Regions from separate parts of the Homo sapiens genome. Here region 2 is linked to region 1. A link is a loop called in an ENCODE intact Hi-C map of the cell type or tissue named here. Cell type or tissue: pancreas. All regions are shown on one strand. Links, peaks and the distances in the headings refer to the core of each region. The heading gives the core; the rest is flanking DNA.

Evidence for each region. Peaks named below come from ENCODE experiments on the same cell type or tissue, not always from the same donor. Only the 100,000 strongest peaks of a DNase experiment are listed, where the experiment ranks them.
Region 2: a loop joins it to region 1, with 2.1 times the contacts of the local background. A loop is called at or near these places in 92 of 110 quality-filtered maps.

Annotation. Positions count from the first base shown.
Region 1 is chr19:18,205,543-18,216,812 of GRCh38, reverse strand. PDE4C (phosphodiesterase 4C) reads left to right here. Exons shown (of 15, transcript NM_001098818.4): 12 at 1-72; 13 at 3,323-3,445; 14 at 4,872-5,054; 15 at 5,537-8,848. The coding sequence ends at 5,884. It overlaps LOC102725254 (a long non-coding RNA gene), which reads right to left. Exons shown (of 2, transcript NR_134910.1): 2 at 11,250-11,270. Among named protein-coding and RNA genes, the nearest start is that of RAB3A, 7.1 kb to the right of the region's middle. In pancreas, for the core only: no CTCF peak of the experiment used is centred there; a DNase peak (open chromatin) is centred at 4,971.
Region 2 is chr19:18,261,050-18,273,685 of GRCh38, reverse strand. It overlaps IQCN (IQ motif containing N), which reads left to right. Exons shown (of 4, transcript NM_001145304.2): 2 at 4,099-4,220; 3 at 6,160-9,323. The coding sequence starts at 4,208. Among named protein-coding and RNA genes, the nearest start is that of IQCN, 7.1 kb to the left of the region's middle. In pancreas, for the core only: no CTCF peak of the experiment used is centred there; DNase peaks (open chromatin) are centred at 6,198, 6,938, 8,451, 8,657 and 3 weaker places.

The sequences.
Region 1 (11,270 bases), core at 1-8,000:
GAGAACTGCGATATCTTCCAGAACCTCAGCGCCAAGCAGCGACTGAGTCTGCGCAGGATGGTCATTGACATGGTGAGGCCAGGGCAGTAAGCGGGGCGGGAGGGGCAGAGGGGAGCGGGGCATCCTTCTCATCTGCAGACAGCAGGGTGGGGTGATATTGGCATGGCCGGCGGTTCATCCAGACCCAGGCATGTCCTCACTCTGTCTGAGCTTCCTCATCTGTGAAATGGAACAGTGGGGCCAGGGGCGGTGGCTCATGCCTGTAATCCTAACACTTTGGGAAGCAGAGGCGGGCGAATCACCTGAGGTCAGGAGTTCGAGACCAGCCTGACCAACATGGTGAAACCTCGTCTCTACTAAAAATACAAAAATTAGCTGGGTGTGGTGGTGTGCACCTGTCATCCCAGCTACTTGGGAGACTGAGGCAGGAGAATTGCTAGAACCCAGGAGGCGGAGGCTGTAGTGAGCTAGTGAGCTAGTGAGCTGAGATCGCACCACTGCACTCCAGTCTCAGCAACAGAGTGAGACTCCATCTCAAAAAAAAAAAAAAAGGGGCTAGTGACTGCCCAAACCCCAGGCCCTCTGCTGGGCCCAGCAGATCCTGGCTGTACCCAGGCAATGTGGAAACCGTTTCTGGGGTGTCAGGTGCAACTTTTGCTAAGCCTTAAATTAAGCACATCTGGGCCAGGCGTGGTGGCTCACGCCTGTAATCCCAGCACTTTGGGAGGCTGAGGCGGGTGGATCACTTGAGGTCAAGAGTTCGAGACCAGCTTGATCAACATGGTGAAACCCCTGTTTTTACTAAAAATACAAAAATTAGCCGGGCCTGGTGGCGGGCACCTGTGATCCCAGATACTTGGGAGGCTGAGGCAGGAGAATCGCTTGAACCCGGGAGGTGGAGGTGGCAGTGAGCGGAGATTGCACCACGGCACTCTAGCCTCAGCAACAGAGTGAGACTCTGTCTCAAAAAAAAAAAAAAAAGAAAAGAAAAAAATTAAGCAGCCAGGCACGGTGGCTCAGGCCTGTAGTCCCAACAGTTTGGGAGGCCGAGGCAGGCGGATCATGAGGTCAAGAGATCAAGACCATCCTGGCCAACATGGTGAAACCCTGTCTCTACTAAAAATACAAAAATTAGCTGGGTGTGGTGGCATGCACCTGTAGTCTCAGCTACTCGGGAGGCTGAGTCAGGAGAATCATTTGAACCCGGGAGGCGGAGATTGCAGTGAGCGGAGATCGCACACTGCATTCCAGCCTGGCAACAGAGCAAGACTCTGTCTCAAAAAAAAAAATTATACACATCTATCCATTTGAATTTTTTTTTTTTTTAGGTAGGGGCACATCAGTAAGTTTTGGGGTCTCATGCCTCATTCATTCACTTAACAAGCATTTATTGAGCACCTATTGTGTGCTTGATCTGTGCAAAGACAGTTCCGGCCGTTATGAAATTCTAACCCTTGACTAGGGACCTGCAGGCAGAGCTGTGAGGAGGAAGGTTCAAGGTGCTTTCGGAGCCCAGACCAGCCAAAGAGGTCAGAAAGGGCTTCTTGGAGAGGGAACATTGAAGCCAGGGTGTGCAGAATGAGGAAGGCTGTGTTCTCAGCAGAGGGAACCCCACGTGAGGAGGGCTTAGAGAAAGCCAAGGCTTGGAGTGAGAAAGAACTAAACGTTTGGTGAGGTGGAGTTGGGGTCTTGAGTGGTGGGTACCCACAGGGTGGGGAGACAGCATTTGGGACAGATGAGAGATTTGAGGAGAAGTTTTGAGACTTTTGTCTGACTCTCAGAGAAGCCGGTGAACCACATCTGAGTCACTCCTGGCTGGGCTGAGTCCACATGGGTGGGTTAAGTTTTTTTTTTTTTTTTTTTTGAAATGGAGTCTTGCTCTGTCACTCAGGCTGGAGTGCAATGGTGTGATCCTGGCTCACTGCAACCTCCACCTCCTGGGTTCAAGTGATTCTCCTGCCTCAGCCTCTGAGTAGCTGGGATTACAGGTGCCTGCCACCACACCCGGCTAATTTTTTGTATTTTTAGTGGAGACGGGGTTTCACCATGTTGGCCATGCTGGTCTTGAACTTCTGACCTCTGGTAATCCACCCACCTCTGCCTCCCAAAGTGTTGGGATTACAGGTGTGAGCCACGGCGCCCGGCTGGGTTAATCTGGTTTTTAAACATCTGTGCCTAGAAATAGCCCTCCAGGGCACATGGTGGCTACATGGAAGTTTGAGGGGTATGAAGTCACATCCCTCCCCACAGTGAGCTGCAAACTCCCCTGTGGCTCCCATAGCCTCTGGACAATCTACCCCAGCTGCCAGAGGCCCTCAGTCTCTTCAATCTCACCTCCCTTTCTCTTGAGCTCACTTCTTCCAGCCACAGCCACCTCTTTTAGTTCCCTCCCATGTACCCAACTCTTCCAGCCCCTTTGCACAGAACTCATCCTCCCCACTGTCCTCAGGCACAAGTCACCCTAGCCCCTAACCAGCCCTGTGGGGTCACAGTTGGGGTTGGAGGAGGCCAGAAGGGTCAACAGAGGCATCCTAGAGGATGGGTTATTTTTTTTTTTTTTTTGAGACGGAGTCTTGCTCTGTCGCCCAGATCTGTTGCAGGATCTCGGCTCCCTGCAAGCTCCGCCTCTTGGGTTCATGCCATTCTCCTGCCTCAGCCTTCCGAGTAGCTGGGACTACCGGTGCCCACCACCATGCCAGGCTAACTTTTTGTATTTTTAGTAGAGACGGGGTTTCACCATGTTAGCCAGGATGGTCTCGATCTCCTGACCTCGTGATCCACCTGCCTCGGCCTCCCAAAGTGCTGGGATTACAGGCGTGAGCCACGGCGCCCAGCCTGAGGGTGGGTTATTTGAAAAGGGCTTTGAAGGATGAGTAGGAGTTGGGAAGCGGCATTCCAGGCAGAGGGAACAACGTGGCTAAAGATCTGGAGGCTGGATTGGTTCTAGGGTTTGCTGTGACTCAACGAATGCCTTCCGCCCCACCCACCCCACAGGTGGGTTTCATTGACTACAATGCCCACCCACTGTGGGAGACTCTGTCTGACAAGTCCCAGGCGCACAGATTTGATCACCTCCCCACTACACCCTGTCACACATGTGGAATTCATGGCCAACCCAGATGACCTCCCAAAAGGGGCCCCTGACTGAGCCCCTCTTTTGAGCAGAGTTTGCAGTGAATGCAGTTGCATCCTTCCATTTCACAGATGAGTATGCTGAGGCCCAGAGGGCTGAGTCTGAGCCAGAGTGGCATCTGGGAGTTGGGAGTGAGGGTTGGGGTGGGCAGGGTCCTCGCGCCTGTCACCTTCCCTTGCCTGCCCCCAGGTGCTGGCCACAGACATGTCCAAACACATGAACCTCCTGGCCGACCTCAAGACCATGGTGGAGACCAAGAAGGTGACAAGCCTCGGTGTCCTCCTCCTGGACAACTATTCCGACCGAATCCAGGTGTGTAGCTGGATGGGCACTGGGGCTTCCTTTTTAAATTTTGGTTTTACTTTATTTATTTATTTATGTATTTATTTATTTATTGAGACGGAGTCTCACTCTGTCGCCCAGGCTGGAGTGCAGTGGCGCCATCTTGGCTCAGTGCAAGCTCTGCCTCCCAGGTTCACGCCATTCTCCTGCCTCAGCCTCCCGAGTAGCTGGGATTACAGGTGCCCGGCACCGCGCCCAGCTAATTTTTTTTGTATTTTTAGTAGAGACGGGGTTTCACCATGGTCTCAATCTCCATGAGATTGAGATCCGCCCACCTCGGCCTCCCAAAGTGCTGGGATTACAGGCGTGAGCCACCGCGCCCGGCCGGTTTTACTTTAAAAACAACTTTAGCAGCCGGGCGCAGTGGCTCACGCCTATAATCCCAGCACTTTGGGAGGCCGAGGCAGGCAGATCATGAGGTCAGGAGTTCAAGACCAGTCTGGCCAAGATGGTGAAACCCCATCTCTACTAAAAATACAAAAATTAGCTGGGTGTGGTGGCGGGCGCCTGTAATCTCAGCTACTCGGGAGGCTGAGGCAGAGAATTGCTTGAACCTGGGAGGTAGAGGTTGCAGTGAGCCGAAATCACCCCACTGCACTCCAGCCTGGGTGACAAAGCAAGACTCCATCTCAAAAAAACAAGCCAAAACAAACAAACAAAAACAATTTTAGCCAGGTTTCTTACACATTTAGAGTGAAGGCTGGGCGCAGTGGCTCATGCCTGTAATCCCAGCACTTTGGGAGGCCAAGGTGTGAGGATTGCTTGAGGCCAGGAGTTAGAGGCTGCAGTGAGCTGTGATTGCACCATTGCACTCCAGCCTGGGCAACTGAGTGAGACCCTGTCTCTTAAAAAAAAAAAAAAAAAGCTGGGCTCAGTGGCTCACACCTGTAATCCCAGCACTTTGAGAGGCTGAGATGGGTGGATCGCTTGAGCTCAGGAGTTTGAGACCAGCCTGGGCAACACCCCGTCTCTACAAAAATACAAAAATTAGCCAGGCATGGTGGCGCATGCCTATAGTTCCAGTTACTCGGGAGGCTGGGCTGGGAGGATCATTTGAGCCTGGGAGGCAGAGGTTGCAGTGAGCCAAGATCTTGCCACTGCACTCCAGCCAGGGTCACAGCGTGAGACCCTAACTCATTAAAAAAAAAAAAATCGGAGAGGGCCTCCATTTTTGCAATTCTCATTTAGCTTCATTTATGAAGTGCCGACTGGATGCCAAACTTGAAGAAATGGCAAGAGTCACATGCCTGTGCCTTAACCATTTCTTCAGGTCTCAGGCCTCAGTTTCCCCACCTGTAAGATGAATGTGTCCATGGCACCAAGCCTGTCTGTGGAGGTGCCAGGTCTAGGTGTGGCTGGGCCCCGCCAGTGCCCTCCCAAGCCTCGATCTCTGTAGGTCTTGCAGAACCTGGTGCACTGTGCTGATCTGAGCAACCCCACCAAGCCGCTGCCCCTGTACCGCCAGTGGACGGACCGCATCATGGCCGAGTTCTTCCAGCAGGGAGACCGCGAGCGTGAGTCGGGCCTGGACATCAGTCCCATGTGTGACAAGCATACGGCCTCAGTGGAGAAGTCCCAGGTTGGCAGGGGACTGGGCTGAACCGGTAGACACTGGGAGGAAGTAAAAGGAGGGGCTGAGCCAACCCCACGAGCCCTGGTTTGGCCCTGGCTGGCTAGCCAGGGAGTGTGCCTGAAGGGTGCTGTCTGGGCCGAGTTAGACCTGGGATCCATTCTCTCTGGGCTTCAGGGAGAGGGACATGCACTTCTGGGGTTTGGAAACATCTGTTCTAGGTGACATGCGGGACCCTGGAGGGGCTTCCAGTCTGGGGGACACGTACATTCAGCCCTGTGGGGTTAGGGTTGGGGTTGGAGGAGGCCAGAAGGGTTAAGGGAGGCATTCTAGAGAATGAGTTATTTGAAAAGGGTTTTGAAGGATGAGCAGTTGTTGGGAAGCGGCATTCCAGGCAGAGGGAACAACTTGGCTAAAGATCTGGAGGCTGGATTGAGTCTAGGGTTCACTGTAACTCACCAAATGCCGACATGCCCCACCCCCCGCCACAGGTGGGTTTCATTGACTACATTGCTCACCCACTGTGGGAGACTTGGGCTGACCTGGTCCACCCAGATGCACAGGACCTGCTGGACACGCTGGAGGACAATCGAGAGTGGTACCAGAGCAAGATCCCCCGAAGTCCCTCAGACCTCACCAACCCCGAGCGGGACGGGCCTGACAGATTCCAGTTTGAACTGACTCTGGAGGAGGCAGAGGAAGAGGATGAGGAGGAAGAAGAGGAGGGGGAAGAGACAGCTTTAGCCAAAGAGGCCTTGGAGTTGCCTGACACTGAACTCCTGTCCCCTGAAGCCGGCCCAGACCCTGGGGACTTACCCCTCGACAACCAGAGGACTTAGGGCCAGCCCTGCGTGAACTGCAGGGGCAATGGATGGTAAAGCCCTTTGGCTCTTGGCAGGCAGACTTTCCAGGAAGAGGCTCCATGTGGCTCCTGCTTCACTTTCCCACCCATTTAGGGAGACAATCAAGCTCTTAGTTATAGGTGGCTCCCAGGGTCTAATTGGAGGCACCTGGCTGGGGTCCACTCTGACCCTAGACTTGCCTAAAAGAGCTCTCTAAGGGGCAGCCTCTTACGATGCCCTGGTGTCTTTCTCCTGGGCTTCTATCCCTGTGAGGAGAGGTGCTGTCTGCTGGAGCCTCTAGTCCACCCTCTCCAGTGGTCACTCTTGAGTCACATCTGTCACTTAATTATTTCCTTCTTTATCAAATATTTATTGCTCATCTACTTCGTGCCAGCTTTCTGCCTCTGTAGTAGCCCTGCACAAAGGGTGGGGAGTCAGGAGACCATCCCAAAGGCATCTCCCTGTCTTCCTCTACCAAGCGGCTCTCTGCAAGAGCATGGAAATGTGAGTGGGGAAAATTTTCAGCACCAAAGCTTCACTCATACCCAGTTTTGTTTCTGAAACTACGGTAGGGGGCAGGAAGAGGAGCAGAAAAGAAGGGCTGGGCAAGGCATAGTGGCTTATGCCTGTAATCCCGGTACTTTGGGAGGCTGAGGTGGGAGGACTGCTTAAGCTCAGGAGTTTGAGACCAGCCTGGGCAACATAGCAAGACCCCCACCATCTCTGAAAAAAAAAATTAGCCAGGCATGGTGGTGTGCACCTGAGAATCCCAGCTACTCAGAAGGTTGAGACAAAGGGGATCGCTTGAGCCCAGGAGTTGGAGGCTGAAGAGAGCTATGACTGCATCACTGCACTCCAGCCTGGGCAACACAGCAAGATCCTGTCTAAAAATAAAAAGAAAAGAGAAGGAAAGGAAAGAGACGGGGCTCTGAGGCCGAGCACAGTGGCCCATGCCTATAATCCCAGCACTTTGGGAGGCTGAGGCAGGTGGATCACCTGAGGTTAGGAGTTCGAGACCAGCCTGGCCAACATGGTGAAACCCCATCTCTACTAAAAATACAAAAATTGGCTGGGCATGGTGGCGGGTGCCTGTAATCCCAGCTACTGGGGAGGCTGAGGCAGGAGAATCACTTGAATTCAGGAGGTGGAGGTTGCAGTGAGCCGACATCATGCCACTGCACTCCAGCCTGGGCGACAGAGCAAGACACTGTCTCAAAAAAGAAAAGAAAAAAAAAAAAGCCGGGCCAGGTGGCTCACGCCTGTAATCCTAGCACTTTGGGAGGCTGAGTGGGGGTGGATCGCCTGAGATCAGGAGTTCAAAATCAGCCTGGCCAACATAGTGAAACCCTGTCTCTACTAAAAATACAAAAAATTAGAGGCTGGGTGCGGCGGCTCACACCTGTAATCCCAGAACTTTGGGAGGCCGAGGCGGGTGGATCACGAGGTCAGGAGTTCAAGACCAGCCTGGCCAACACGGTGAAACCCCATCTCTACTAAAAATACACAAATTAGCTGGGCATGGTGTTGGGTGCCTGAATCCCAGCTACTCGGGAGGCTGAGGCAGGAGAATCGCTTGAATCCGGGAGGCGGGGCTTGCAGTGAGCCGAGATCGTGCCATTGCACTCCAGCCTGGGTGACAGAGCAAGACTCCGTCTCAAAAAGAAAAAAAAAAAATTAGCCAGGCATGGTGGCAGGTGCCTGTAATCCCAGCTACTTGAGAGGCTGAGGCAGGAGAATCGCTTGAACCCGGGAGGTGGAGGTTGTGGTGAGCCGAGGTCGCGCCACTGCACTCCAGCCTGGGCAACGACAACAACAATAAAAAGAGGGGGCTCTGTGCCCGGCATGTCTCTGAAGACTGATTGAACCTATGCACCAGTTGTTGCTTTAAGTCGCTTTATTTTCTGTCTTTGGTGTCTCTGGATGTAGGAGCCCCCTGCTTTCTCTGTCCGCAGAACTCCATACTGGGTCCCCTACGTGTTCCTCCTTCCCTAGGACAGCAACAAAAACACACAATTTTCCCTCTCTAGCAGGTCTCTAAGTCTCCTGATTCCTGAAACTGCCTCAGACTCCCCCTAGAGGGAGGGAGGCCCCTGAGGCTTTCTTGCCATCATAGCCTCTTCTGGGCCTCAGTTTCCCCTCTGTAACCTGATCCTAGTACTTGGATAAACTCCGACGAGGTGTGGGGGGTTGTTGTCTGTGACCTCCCTGAAATATCTTAGACATTTGGGGTACTGAGCATTTATCTGGGGTTAAATAAAATCTTTACATCTTAAGACATTCGATTGACCAAATTGAGTGTCCTGGCCATTTCACTGATGAGGAAACTGAGGCGCAGAGAGGTCCTCTTGCCAGCTCAAAGTCAAGCATCTGGGCGCCCAATGTTAGCCAGCGGCACCCCCTGGTGGCGGGCGTGGGAGACACGGCGGGGCGCGCTTGTCGGGGGTTGGGGGGTGGGTCGGAGGGGTGGCATCCTCCAGCCCTGATGGTCCCACTTACCGCACCTCGCCGGGAAGAGCTCGTCCTGCTGGTCGGGCCTCCGAGCGGACTGGGCAGCACCATGCTCAAGCCTAGGGTTCGATCCCCGCCTCCGGAAGCCTCAGTATCCATCCCTCCCCTCTGCCTCCCTCTTCGCGTGCCTGAATATTTATACAAGATACAGGCGTCATCACAGCCGCCCTCGGCTTCCAGAGCAGCTGGCTTCGTTCATAAATATTATAACCACTCAGAATTCATCATCATCACAGTTAATGATAAAATTCCACAGTGCCAGAACTAAAAGTCATCCGGGTTCACGAACTTGGTGCATTTCCTTCCAGACTTTTAAAAAGAAGATATTTAGGGAATTTTTTTTTCAAGATTTTTCCCCCCAGTCCGCTTACAAAGTAATACCATGTTCGCTGTAAAAAATTTGGAAATAATGGAAATGTATAAAGAAGGAAATAAAATTCTGCTGTATCTCCACCCATGGATTATCTGCAGTATTTTGACTTATTTCCCTCTAGTTTTTCTCCATCTGTTATAAGATATTCATATTTTTGGCTGGGCGCGGTGGCTCACGCCTGTAATCCCAGCACTTTGGGAGGCCGAGGCGGGCGGATCACGAGGTCAGGAGATCGAGACCGTCCTGGCTAACAGTGAAACCCCGTCTCTACTAAAAATACAAAAAATTAGCCGGGCGTGGTTGCAGGCGCCTGTAGTCCCAGCTACTCGGGAGGCTGAGGCAGGAGAATGGCCTGAACCCGGGAGGCGGAGCTTGCAGTGAGCCAAGATCGAGCCACTGCACTCTAGCCTGGGTGACAGAGCGAGACTGTCTCAAAAAAAAAAAAAAAATTCATATTTTTTTCTTTCTTTTCTTTTCTTTCTTTCTCTGTCTTTCTTTTCTTTCCTTTTCCCTTTCTCTTTCTTTCTTTCTTTGCGTCTCGCCTTGTCGCCCAGGCGGGAGTGCAATGGTGTGATCTTGGCTAACTGCAACCTCCGCCTCCTGGGTTCAAACGATTCTCCTGCCTCAGTCTCCTGAGTAGCTGGGATTACAGGTGCCCACCACCATGCCCAGCTAATTTTTGTATTTTTAGTAGAGACTGGGTTTTCACCATGTTGGCCAGGCTGGTCTTGAACTCCTGACCTCATGATCCGCCTGCCTCGGCCTCCCAAAGTGCTGGGATTACAGGCATGAGCCACTGCACCCAGCCCTAGAATATTCATATTTCTTATAAATGAATATTCATATGTTCTCCTTCAGTTTGAGCCAAAGGCATTTGTCCCTCTCCTCTTACTGACTGCATCTGCTCTGGCCACACTGCAAGCCTGGTCCCACCACAGGGCCTTCAAACAAGCTGTTCCCACTACCTGGAATGCTTCTCTCTCAGCCCCCAGCCTCACCCATTAGATTTTTGTTTTTATTTTTGTTTTAGACAAAGTTTCGCTCTTGTTGCCCAGGCTGGAGGACAATGGCGTGATCTTGGCTCACTGCAACCTCTGCCTCCCGGGTTCAAGCGATTCTCCTGCCTCAGCCTCCCAAGTAGCAGGGATTACAGGCGACCGCCACCATGCCCGGCTAATATTTAGTAGAAATGGGGTTTCACCATGTTGACCACGCTGGTCTTGAACTTCTGACCTCAGGTGATCCACCCACCTCGGCCTCCCAAAGTGCTGGGATTACAGGCATGAGCCACCACACCTGGCCCCCACACTGGGTTTTAAGTTAGTGTCTTCTTCCCCGAGAAGTCGTCCCTGGACCCGTATCTGGGATACTTTTTTTTTTTTTTCTTGAGACAGAGTCTCCCTCTAGCACCTAGGCTGGCGTGCAGTGGTGCCGGTGATCTCAGCTCACTGCAACCTCCGCCTCCCTGGTTCATGCGATTCTCATGCCTGGGCCTCCTGAGCAGCCTCCTGGGACAGGCACCACCACACCGGGCTAATTTTTGTATTTTTAGCAGAGATGGGGTTTCACCATGTTGGCCAGGCTGGTCTCGAACTCCTGACCTCAAGGTCAAGGAGTGATCCTCCTGACTCGGCCTCCCAAAGTGCTGGTATTACAGGCATAAACCACCGCACCTGGCCACATTTTTATTTTTATTTGTCTAGTGTAGACGATAGGGTAGGGATGCAGGGAAGCCTCTGGACTTTCCTCTGAGTGGGACCGGCCTGGAAGCCTAGCCCGTTCTCCCACCAGCTCTGTCTCCCCTGACACAAAGAAAATACCCCAATCCCGCAGCCCCTCCCCCAGCTCAACCATTTCTAATTCCAGAGCCCAATGCTGCTCTGGACAATCAAGGGCTTGCATTCTTTTTAAATTTAAATTAAGTAATTAATTTTTTGAGACAGCGTCTCACTCTGTCGTCCAGGCTGGAGTGTAGTGGCGCGATACGGTTTCCTACAGCCTCGACCTCCTGAGCTCAAGTGATCCTCCTACTTCAGCCTCGGGAGTATTTGGGTCCACAAGCACGCGACACCACATCCAGCTAATTTTTAAATTTTTTGTAGAGATGGGGCCTCCCTATGTTACTCAGGCTGGTTTCCAATTCCTGGGCTCAAGCGATCCTCCCGCCTTGGTCTCCCAAAGTGGTGGGATTACAGGCGTAAGCCTCCGCACCCGGCTATTTTTACTTTAAAATACTAAGTCAGTGACGGAAGCTTCCGCACATTCTCGTGGCTCACTTTTCTCTTCCTGGGGAAAAAAGGCAGGAGGTATTTCCGAGAGAGCCACCCATGTAGGAAGCGTGCCTTTGGGCGATCAGGGAGCTGAGCAACCGAAAAACCTCCCCTCCAAGGAGGCGGCAGGCCAGGGCCTGGACCAGCTGCCCTGGAGCCCCCCACAGAGCACGGACTACCGCGTGGGCGCGGAGGGCAGGGAGAATGGGAGGTGGATTTCTTTTTATTTTTT
Region 2 (12,636 bases), core at 2,234-10,233, 55 kb before region 1:
GACCAGCCTGACCCATATGGTCAAACCCCATCTCTACTAAAAATTCAAAAATTAGGCCGGGCAAGGTGGCTCACGCCTGTAACGCCAGCACTTTGGGAAGCCAAGGCGGGCAGATCACCTGTGATCAGGAGTTCAAGACCAGCCTGACCAACATGGAGAAACCCCATTTCCACTAAAAATACGAAATTAGGTGTGGTGGCGCATGCCTGTAATCCTAGCTATTTGGGAGGCTGAGGCAGGAGAATCGCTTGAACCTGGAGGCAGAGGTTGCAGTGAGCCAAGATGGCGCCATTGCACTCCAGCCTGGGCAACAAAAGTGAAATTCCGTCTCAAAGAGAATAATAATAATAATTAGGCCGGGCATGGTGACTCATGCCTGTAATCCCAGCACTTTGGGAGGCCGAGGCGGGCGGATCACTTGAGGTCAGGGGTTCGAGACCAGTCTGGCCAACATGGCGAAACCCCAACTCTACTAAAAATACAAAAGTTAGCCAAGTGTGGTGGCAAGTGCCTGTAATCCCAGCTACTCGGGAGGCTGAGACAGGAGAATCACTTTGAACCTGGGAGGCGGAGGTTGCAGTGAGCCAAGATCGTGCCACTGCACTTCAGCCTGGGCAACAGAGCAAGATTCCGTCCATCTCAAAAAAATAAAAATAATAAATATATGTGTGTCAATTATCCATGCATTGCCTCTTGTCTCCGAATGGACCCTTTCAATATGTGATAAACAAAGGAATTTCTTTCGTTATGTCTTGTTTAAAGTGAGCACAATGCTCGGCCAGGCGCGGTGGCTCACGCCTGTAATCCCAGCACTTTGGGAGGCCGAGGTGGGCGAATCACGAGGTCAGGAGATGGAGACCATCCTGGCTAGCATAGTGAAACCCCGTCTCTACTAAAAATACAAAATATTAACTGGGCGTGGTGGCAGGCGCCTGTAGTCCCAGCTACTCAGGAGGCTGAGGCAGGAGAATGGCGTGAACCCGGGAGGCAGAGCTTGCAGTGAGCCGAGATGGTGCCAGTGCACTCCAGCCTGGGAGACAGAACGAGACTCCGTCTCAAAAAAAAAAAAAAAGTGAGCACAATGCTAAGATTTCTCAATAGAGGGCGCTGGTGAGGCATTAGGGATAGAGGTGTGAAGACACCAGGTGAAGCCTGCCCGAGCCCTGGATCCAGAACGTGGTCCTGTGACTTTGCAGTCTTGACCTGGTGAAAACCTTTCTGCAGCCCTCTCAACACACACAAAAAACAGAGCCCCTAAGGCCGGGCGCGGTGGCTCATGCCTGTAATCCCAGCACTTTGGGAGGCCAAGGTGGGTGGATCACCTGTGGTCAGGAATTTGAGACCAGCCTGACCAATATGATGAAACCCCATCTGTACTAAAAATACAAAAATTTGCTAGGCGTGGTGGCAGGTGCCTGTAATCCCAGCTGCTCAGGAGGCTGAGGTAGGAGAATCGCTGGAAACCGAGAGGTAGAGGTTGCAGTGAAAGGAGATCGCGCCACTGCACTCCAGCCTGGGCGACAAGAACAAAACTCAAAAGAGAGAGAGAAAAAAAAAAAGGCCAGGCGCGGTGGCTCACGCCTGTAATCCCAGCACTTTGGGAGGCCGAGGCAGGCGAATCACCTGAGATCAGGAGTTTGAGACCAGCCTGGCCAACATGGTGAAACCCCGTCCCTCCAAAAACAAAACAAAACAAAACAAACAAAATTAGCTGGGTGTGGTGGGATTCATGCCTGTAATCCCAGCTACTCGGGAGGCTGAGGCAGGAGAATCGCTTGAACCCAGGAGGCGGAGGTTGCAGTGAGCCAAGATGCTGAGTGCCGCTGCACTCCAGCCTGGGGGACAGAGTGAGACTCTGTCTCAAAAATCATAAATAAATAAATGATAATAAACGAACAGAGCCCCCACGGTGGCCCATACACATTGAAGGCCTCCTGCCCCAGCAACACTTAGGTTTCCAGTGCACATCCAGAGCACCAACTGTTGATAACCTGTTCCCACATCTGCACCCTGGAGGGTGGGCCTTTTGCTTGTTTTGCAACTCCAGACCAGCTCTGGCTTGGCCGATCCAGCAATTATCTCCGTTAACTTGTTAGGCGGGACCATACTTTCTCCAAGGAAGTCTGAATGCTCTCCAAATTTGCCCCTTTTTTGGGGATACTCCCTCAGCCCTAAAGTACCACATAGAGTTTCCTTTTATCTTTTTTTTTTTTTTTTGAACTGAGTTTCGCTCAGTCACCCAGGCTGGTGTGCAATGGTATGATCTCAGCTCACTGCAACCTTTGCCTACTGGGTTCAAGAGATTCTCCCGCCTCAGCCTCCTAAGTAGCTGGGATTACAGGCACCTGCCATCATACCTGGCTAATTTTTGTATTTTTAGTAGAGACAGAGTTTCACCATGTTGGCCAGGCTGGTCTTGAACTCCTGACCTCACGTGAGCCACCCACCTCGGCCTCCCAAAGCACTGGGATTACAGGCGTGAGCCACTGCGCCTGGTTTTTTTTTTTTTTTTTTGAGACAGAGTCTCACTCTGTCGCCCAGGCTGGAGTGCAGTTGCGTGATCTCGGCTCACTGCAATCTCCATCTCTCGGGTTCAAGTGATTCTCCTGCTTCAGCCTCTGAAGTAGCTGGGATTACAGGTGCATGCCACTGTGCCTGGCTAAGTTTTGTATTTTTAGTAGAGACGGGGTTTCACCATGTTGGCCAGGCTGTTCTCGAACTCCTGACCTTGTGATCCACCTGCCTTGGCCTCCCGAAGTGCTGGGATGACAGGTGTGAGCCACCATGCCTGGCCTCCCAGGTTACCTTTTATCTTATACTTACTCTTTAATCACAATCTTTTTTTTTTTTTTTTTGAGACAGGGTCTCAGCCAGGCACCGTGGCTTACACTTGTCATCCCAGCTACTTGGGAGACTGAGGCACAAGAATCACTTGAACCTGGGAAGCAGAGGTTGCAGTGAGCCGAGATTGTGACGCTGCACTCCAGCCTGGGCAAAAGGGTGGGACTCTGTTTTAAAAACAAAAAAGAGATAGGGTCTCATTCTGTCGCTCAGGCTCGAGTGCAGTGGTGCCATCGTAGCTTACTGCAGTCTCAACCTCCTGGCCTCAAATGATCCTCCTGTCTCAGCCTCCCGAGTAGCTGGGACTACAGGTGCATGTCACCATGACTGGCTAATTTTTATGTTTTTAGTAGAGACGGGTTTTACCATGTTGCCCAGGCTGGTCTGGAACTCCTGGCCTCAAGTGACCCACCCACCTTGGCCTTCCAAATTGCTGGGGTTACAGACGTGAGCCACTGTGCCCGGCCTATTTTTTTTTTTTTTTTGAGACAGTTTTGCTCTTGTTGCCCCAGATGGAGTACAATGGCACGATCTCAGCTCACTGAAATCTCTGCCTCCCAGGTTCAAGATATTCTCCTGCCTCAGCCTCCTGAGTAGCTGGAATTACAGGCGTCAACCACTATGCCTGGCTAATTTCTTGTATTTTTAGTAGAGACGGGGTTTTACCATGTTGGCCAGGCTGGTCTCGAACTCCTGACCTCAGGTGATCCACCCTCCTCGGCCTCCCAGAGTGCTGGAATTACAGGCGTGAGCCACGCCTGGCCAATTTTTTTTTTTTTTTTTTTTTTTTTTTAAGAGACAGTTCTTGCTTAGTTTCCCAGGCTGGTCTCAAACTTCTGTCCTCAAGTGATCCTCCCATCTTGGCCTCCCAAAGTGCTGGGATTGCAGGCAAGAACCACTGTGCTCAGCCTGGACGCCATTTCTGATGCCTGGATATCATGCCCTTGTATGATTAATTTAAGCCTGTCTCCATTGATAATTTTGGTTTCTTCCAGTTTTTCCTCTGCTAAACAATACAGTGTTAAACATCCTTGAACATACTTCTGTATTCATTTGTAGCAGAACCTCTACCAATCACTGTTTTGGTTATTTCCAGTTGTTTTGTTTGATTTCTAGCTACAAAATAACACTGGAATAAATTTCCTCATCTTTGCACATTTTTTTTTTTTTTTAGAATTTAGCTTTTTTAGAATTTAGAAATTTTAGAATTTAGCATTTTTGCTTTTAACATTTCTTTTTGTGTTGGTCTTGAGCCAGCCCAGGGCAGTGTTGCTGCATATTGCATGGATGAAAGGCTGAAGGCTGCCTCCTCTTGCAGGCTGGCTTCTGAGATTGCACCTTCTTCTCCTGCTACTCCTCCAAATCTATGACCCTTCAAGGTAAGAAGATGGTCTATGGGCAAGGGGTCTGGCTAGTCCAACCTGAAGAGAGGGGCTTCTGCCAAACAAGTGTGCTGTGCTCCAGGCTATGCATCAGGGTGGCTTGACAGTGTCCCAGCTCTCTCTGCATCCTAGTTACTTCTGAAAGCCACAGTCACCACTTTTTCTTCCTTCTTTCCATCCTTCCATATGCCATTTACCTACCCATCCCCTAATCCACCCACCCACCCATCCACCCATCAGTCTACCTCCTGTTGGGTTATCTCTTCACCAGTCTTTCCAGCTCTCTTTAATTTCCCTCCCTCCCTTGCTTCCTTCCTTCTTTCCTTTTATTTGACACGGAGTTTCACTTCTGTTGCCCAGGCTGGAGTGTGATGGCGTGATCTTGGCTCACTGCAACCTCCTCCTCCCGGGTTCAAGCAATGCTCCTGCCTCAGCCTCCCGACTAGCTGGGACTACAGGCTCATGCCACCATACCTGGCTCTTTTTTTTTTTTTTTTTTTTGAGACAGAGTCTTGCTCTGTCACCCAGGCTGGAGTGAGGTGGCGCGATCTCGGCTTACTGCAACCTCTGCCTACCGGGTTCAAACAATTCTCCTGCCTCAGCCTCCTGAGTAGCTGGGATTACAGGCACGAGCCACCATGCCGAGCTAATTTTTGTATTTTCAGTAGAGATGGGGTTTCACCACGTTAGCCAGGCTGGTCTCAAACTCCTGACCTTGTGATCCGCTCACCTCGGCCTCCCAAAGTGCTGGGATTACAGGCATGAGCCACTGTGCCTGGCCTACTTTTCTGTATTTTTAGTAGAGACGGGTTTCACCATGTTGGCCCGGCTGGCCTCGAACTCCTGACCCCAAGCAATCTGCCCACCTTGGCCTCCCAAAGTGCTGGAATGACAGACATGAGCCACCGTGCCGGGCCAATTTGCCTTTAACACTTTATTCATCAGCTTTATTTACCTATTCATCCAAACCTTCATCTGTCTTTCCAACCCATCTACCATTCACTCATCGACTGATTCATCCATTCAGTATCTAGTCCTGTATCTATCTGTCCATCCAACTTCCAATCCACTCACCATTTATCAGTCAAGATGCCCCCCCCACCCAATACCTACCCATTCACAGCTTGGAACCAAGCTCTATGACTGAGATGGGGACACAGAAATGACTCTGTCTTCTAGGATTCACAATCAATGGGGAGAGGCAAATAATCTCCCCCACCACACTTCTCTCTCTCTCTTTTTCAAACACACACACACACACACACACACACACACACACACACACACAGAGGCAAACAGGAAATTTCCAAAACATTGTGATCAGTGCTAAACCCAGGGTACATCCAAGATAAAGTTTGAAAAGCAGGCCGGGCGCGGTGGCTCACACCTGTAATCCCAGCACTTTGGGAGGCTGAGTCAGGTGGATCACCCGAGGTCGGGAGTTCGAGACCAGCCTGGCCAACATGGTGAAACCCCGTCTTTACTAAAAATACAGAAAAGTAGCCAGCCAGGCATGGTGGCGTGCACCTGTAATCCCAGCTACTCGGGAGGCTGAGGCAGGAGAATCGCTTGAACCCAGGAGGCGGAGGTTGTGGTGAGCCAAGATCACAGCATTGCACTCCAGCCTGGGCAACAAGAGCAAAACTCTGTCTCAAAAAAAAAAAAAAAAAGAAAAGAAAAAAGAAAAGCAGGTAAGTGGTCGGGCATTCAGGTGTCATACACTGTGTGCCAAGATGAAGTGGCCGTAGGGTGATGAGAGGTGGATATAAGGATGGCAAAGACCACTTGGGAGAGGGAGGGATGGAAAAAGGGAGGCGGAAGATCGCAACGTGCCAGGAACAAGATCTGGGCCTGGGGGGCCAGTGTCCACCCCAGCCAGGAGACCTCTTGTTTGCAGGACCTGCTACACCCTGACCACCCCCTGCCGCCCCCACAGGCAGAGCTGACCTGTCCGGTAATCAAGGCAATGCAGCCGGCCGCCTAGCTACAGTTCACGAGCCAGTTGTCACCCAGTGGGCGGTGCATCCTCCAGCCCCCGCTCACCCCAGTCTCCTGGACAAAATGGAGAAAGCGCCTCCACAGCCCCAGCACGAGGGCCTCAAGTCCAAGGAGCATCTTCCGCAACAGCCTGCCGAAGGCAAGACGGCGTCCCGCCGCGTCCCACGCCTCCGGGCTGTGGTCGAGAGCCAGGCCTTCAAGAACATCCTGGTAGACGAGATGGACATGATGCACGCCCGTGCAGCCACGCTCATCCAAGCCAACTGGAGGGGCTATTGGCTCCGGCAGAAGCTGATTTCCCAGATGATGGCGGCCAAGGCCATCCAGGAGGCCTGGCGGCGCTTCAACAAGAGACACATCCTTCACTCCAGCAAGTCGTTGGTAAAGAAAACGAGGGCGGAGGAGGGGGACATACCTTATCACGCCCCACAGCAGGTGCGCTTCCAGCATCCGGAAGAGAACCGCCTTCTGTCCCCGCCCATCATGGTGAACAAGGAGACCCAGTTCCCTTCCTGTGACAATCTGGTCCTCTGCAGACCCCAGTCGTCCCCCCTCCTGCAGCCCCCAGCAGCTCAGGGTACCCCAGAGCCCTGTGTGCAGGGTCCTCATGCTGCCAGAGTCCGGGGGCTGGCCTTCCTGCCACACCAGACGGTCACCATCAGATTTCCCTGCCCAGTGAGTCTGGACGCAAAATGCCAGCCATGCCTGCTGACCAGAACCATCAGAAGCACCTGCCTCGTCCACATAGAGGGTGACTCAGTGAAGACCAAACGTGTAAGTGCCCGGACCAACAAAGCCAGGGCTCCGGAGACACCATTGTCCAGAAGGTATGACCAGGCAGTTACGAGACCATCCAGAGCCCAAACCCAGGGCCCTGTGAAAGCAGAGACCCCCAAAGCCCCCTTCCAGATATGTCCAGGGCCCATGATCACCAAGACTCTACTCCAGACATATCCAGTGGTCTCCGTGACCCTGCCACAGACATATCCAGCGTCCACGATGACCACCACCCCACCCAAGACTAGCCCAGTTCCCAAAGTAACAATAATCAAGACCCCAGCCCAGATGTATCCGGGGCCCACAGTGACCAAAACTGCACCTCACACATGCCCCATGCCCACAATGACCAAGATCCAGGTACACCCCACAGCCTCCAGAACTGGCACCCCACGGCAGACATGCCCTGCGACCATCACGGCAAAGAACCGACCTCAGGTTTCCCTTCTGGCTTCCATCATGAAGAGCCTGCCCCAGGTATGCCCGGGGCCTGCGATGGCAAAGACCCCACCCCAGATGCACCCGGTCACCACCCCAGCCAAAAACCCATTGCAAACATGTCTGTCAGCCACAATGTCCAAGACTTCATCCCAGAGGAGCCCAGTTGGGGTGACCAAGCCCTCACCCCAGACCCGCCTGCCAGCCATGATAACCAAGACCCCAGCCCAGTTACGCTCGGTGGCCACCATCCTCAAGACTCTGTGTCTGGCCTCTCCAACAGTGGCAAATGTCAAGGCTCCACCCCAAGTGGCGGTAGCAGCCGGAACTCCCAACACCTCAGGCTCCATCCATGAGAACCCACCCAAGGCCAAGGCCACCGTGAATGTGAAGCAGGCTGCAAAGGTGGTGAAAGCCTCATCCCCCTCCTATTTGGCTGAGGGGAAGATCAGGTGCCTGGCTCAACCACATCCGGGAACTGGGGTCCCCAGGGCTGCAGCTGAGCTTCCTTTGGAAGCCGAGAAAATCAAGACTGGCACCCAGAAACAGGCGAAAACAGACATGGCATTTAAGACCAGTGTGGCAGTGGAAATGGCTGGGGCTCCATCCTGGACAAAAGTTGCTGAGGAAGGGGACAAGCCACCTCACGTGTATGTGCCTGTAGACATGGCTGTCACCCTGCCCCGGGGACAGCTGGCTGCCCCACTGACCAATGCCTCATCCCAGAGACATCCACCCTGCCTGTCCCAGAGACCACTGGCCGCCCCGCTGACCAAGGCCTCATCTCAGGGACATCTGCCCACTGAGCTGACCAAGACCCCATCCCTGGCCCATCTGGACACCTGTCTGAGCAAGATGCATTCCCAGACACATCTGGCCACAGGTGCCGTGAAGGTCCAGTCCCAAGCGCCTCTAGCCACCTGTCTGACCAAGACGCAGTCCCGGGGGCAGCCGATCACAGACATAACCACGTGCCTCATCCCAGCGCACCAGGCTGCTGATCTCAGCAGCAACACCCACTCCCAGGTGCTCCTAACAGGGTCCAAGGTGTCCAACCACGCCTGCCAGCGCCTCGGTGGCCTCAGCGCCCCACCCTGGGCCAAGCCAGAGGACAGACAGACCCAGCCACAGCCCCACGGACACGTGCCGGGGAAGACCACTCAGGGGGGACCATGCCCGGCAGCCTGTGAGGTCCAGGGTATGCTGGTGCCGCCGATGGCACCCACCGGCCATTCCACATGCAACGTTGAGTCCTGGGGAGACAACGGAGCCACACGTGCCCAGCCATCAATGCCCGGCCAGGCGGTGCCCTGCCAGGAGGACACGGTAGGCTCCCTGCTGGCCTCCTTGTGTGCTGAAGTAGCTGGTGTGCTGGCATCCCAGGAGGATCTCCGCACTCTGTTGGCCAAAGCCCTCTCCCAGGGAGAAGTCTGGGCAGCTCTGAACCAGGCCCTGTCCAAGGAGGTCCTGGGTGCCACTGTCACCAAAGCCCTGCCCCAGAGCATGCTGAGCATGGCGCTGGTGAAGGCGCTGTCCTGGAGTGAGCTGCGCCTGACCCTGTCCCGAGCCCTGTCCCGGGGCGAGCTGCGGGCGGAACTCACCAAGGTCATGCAGGGTAAATTGGCCGAGGTGCTTAGCAAGGCTTTGACGGAGGAGGAGTGGGTGGCTCTGAGCCAGGCCCTGTGTCAGGGTGAGCTGGGTGCTCTCCTGAGCCAGTCTTGGTGTCGGGTGGCCCTGAGGACTGGAACCATCCTCCCCAAGGCCGCCTCGAAATCAACAGGAAGCGGGGTGACTAAGACGCCGGCCCTGGTGAAGGTGGCCTGCAGGAGGAGTCCATCGGCCGCATGGGGGCCCTCCCTGGGCCCCGTGAGACCACAGACCAGCAAGGTCAGGGATTCCCAGGTTGGGATCTGGGGTTGTTTCACCATGGGCCAACCTGCCGGGCCCTTGGAGGAGATGGGGGATTGATGGGGCCATCTTGTGGGGGTCACCCTGCTTATCTGTGGTCACTGTGGGAGCCTCGGTGATGGGTAGCGTCATCACCAGCATTCACCAGGGTCCCCTGATCACTGGCCTGTATCCCATGCTGTCCCGGGAGATGATGGAGTCCAGCAGGGACTTCTCCTCAAACCTGGATTTGAGCCCCAAGTTCCAAAAGGAAGAAGCATGCCCGACCCTGGAGCCTGGCACATTGGCATCAGATTTTAACCCCGAGGGGAGTGGGGAGGGCCCCAGTTTGCTCAAGCTGTCCCACATGCAGCCACCCCCGAGTCTGTGGCAGCCTCTCATTGCCAACTGTGTGGGCCCAAGCATGAACCAGCCCTCTGTGATCTATGGCACAGCCCCGAGCTGCCACAGGCCACATGTGGTCAGCAGGGTGGCCTCTTATCTATCGACCAGGGAGGGCAGGGTGGCCTCGGGTAGGCTTCCTTGCAGCGTGGGTGGTGGGAGGGCTGCCCATGTTCACCAGCCTTACCTCACCTGTGGGGGCCTGCCTTGGTGTCAGTCCTCAGGGGTACATCGTGGTCTCTACCAACCCTTAGTGGCCAGAGGCCAGCAGCAGGCATCCAGGGCTTCCAGGGAGAGCCTGGGGAGGAGGTATCAGCCCCCAAATCGCAAACAGGCCCCCCCGGGTACTAGGGAGGTGATAGACAAGGGGGCCCCAAGTCCCTTGCAGGTCACCATGGTGACCAAAACTCAGGCATCCAAGACTCATGGTCTGTTTCAAGCTTCCCCCGGCAGTGCATTGGCTCAAGTTCGTCCCAAGACATCTGTCTGTGGACAGGGGAGGAATCGAACACAGGGTTCTGTGTCTGCCCTGCTCTGCCCCCAGAAGCTAGCAACAGACCACCAGCCATCCATCCTCGGTGAGCCAGTAGGTGGTTTGCCACAGGATCGAGACGGTGACCTGGCCAGGAGCTTCTCCCAGGGCTTTGTGACCTACAGTCAGGAGAACAATTCCGAAAGCTCTCTGCAAAGTTCTAGTTCCCTCAGCCTTTCCACTATGTCTGTGGCCAGCCTGCCTGCCGTCAACAAGATAGATGAGTCACGGGAAAGCAGTTTAGAAGGGGACCTTGCGGTGAAGTCTGTTTTTCCTCCGGAGTCCATGGGGACACTCCAGAGGTTTAAGGATACGCAAGAGACTGAAACCGGCTATAGGTACATGACCCTACACTTCCCCTACCGGCCCACTCCAGCCTCGGAGAAAGTGCCCAGTTTCCAACACAGCTCAGTGTCTAACTGCTTGACCTTGCGTGTTCACTGGGGCTCAGAGGCTGAGATCCACAAGTTCTCCTTAGGCAAGAGCTCTGTGAATCTGATTGAGGTGTCCCAGGCAACCGTCAAGACAGAGCTGAGGAGGACTCTGTCTTTAGGTACTGTGGTCTCCACTGCATATAAGCCACCATCTGTGGCCAAGAGCTTGGCCCCAATTGTGTCCCAGGCTACACTGGCCAGTAGGGTAGCCCCAAACCTAGGCCAGGCATCAGGGTTCAGTAGGCTGGCCCCAAGCCTATCCCAGCATATAGCATCCAGTAAGGTATCCCCAAGGCTAACCTGCCCATCTATGGGTAATTGGGTGACCCCAAGGCTACCACACTCCTCTGTGCCTAATAGAGTGACACCAAGACCAGCACAGCCATCTGTGGTGACTAGGAGGTCCCCAAGCCGAGGACACCCATCAAGGACCTTTAGAGTGGCCTCAGACCAAGGTCACCAATCAATGGCTAACTGGGGGTCCCAAAACCTAGCCCAGCCATCTATGGACAGTGGGGAGCCCTCAAGCCTAGCCCAGCCATCTCAAGCCCCTGGGGTAACCTCAAATCTGGCCCAGCCATCTCAAGCCTTTGGGGTGTCTCCAAGTCCAGACTACCCATCTCAGTCTGTTGGGGAGTACCCAATGCTGGCTCAGCCATTTCAGCCCACTGAGGTGTCCCCAAGTCCAACCTACCCATCTCAGGCCATTAGGGAGTACCCAACCCTGGCACAGCCATTTCAGCCCACTGAGGTATCTCCAAGCCCAGCCCACCCATATCAGCTCACTGAGGTGTCCCCAAGTGCAGCCTACTCATATCAGCCCACTGAGGTGTCCCCAAACCCAGGCTACCTATCTATGGCCATTGAGATGTCCCCAAGCCCAGAATACCCATCTGTGGCCACTGAGGTGTCCCCAAGCCCAACCTACCCATATCAGCCCACTGAGATATCCCCAAGCTCAGGCTACCTATCTGTGGCCACTGAGGTGTCCCCAAGCCCAGGCTACCCATCTCAGCTCACTGAGGTGTCCCCAAGCTCAGGCTACCTATCTGTGGCCACTGAAGTGTCCCCAAGCCCAGACTACTCATCTCAGCCTACTGAGATGTCCCCAAGCTCAGGCTACCTATCTATGGCCACTGAGGTGTCCCCAAGCCCAGGCTACCCATTTCAGCCCACTGAGGTGTCCCCAAGCCCAGACTATCCATGTGTGGCCACTGGGGAGTCCCCTAGCCTTGCCCAGCCATCTCAGCCCACTGAGGTGTCCCCAAGCTCAGCCTACCCATCTGTGGTCACTGGGGAGTCTCCAAGCCTGGCCCAGTCATATCAGCGCACTGAGGTGTTCCCAAGCCCAGCCTACCCATTTATGGCCACTGAGGTGTCCCCAAGCCCAGGCGACCCATCTGTGGTCACTGGGGAGTCCCCAAGCCCAGCCTACCCATCTCAGCCCACTGAGATGTCCCCAAGCCCAGCCTACCCATCTCAGCCCACTGGGGAGTCTCCAAGCCTGACCCAGCCATCTCTGACCATCAGAGTGTCCCCAAGCCTAGCCATGTCATCTCAGACTATTGGAGTGTCCCCAAGCCTAGCCATGCCATCTCAGACCATTGGAGTGTCCCCAAGCCTAGCCATGCCATTTCACACCATTGGAGTGTCCCCAACCCTAGCTCACCCATCTATGGCCATTCGGGAGTCTCCAAGCCTGGCCCAGCCTCCTCAGTCCACTGGGGAATCCCCAAGCTTGACCTGGCCATCTCAGGCCACTGGGGTGTCCCCAAGTGTAGCCCACCAATCTGTGGCCAGTAGGGTTTCCTCAAGCCTAGCCCAGCCATCTCAAGCCAGTGGGATGTCCCCTAGACAAGATTACCCACCAGTGGCCTCCAGGGTGTCCCCAAACCAAGCTCACGCATCTATAACCAGCAGGATGTCCCCTAGCAGAGCTCATGCA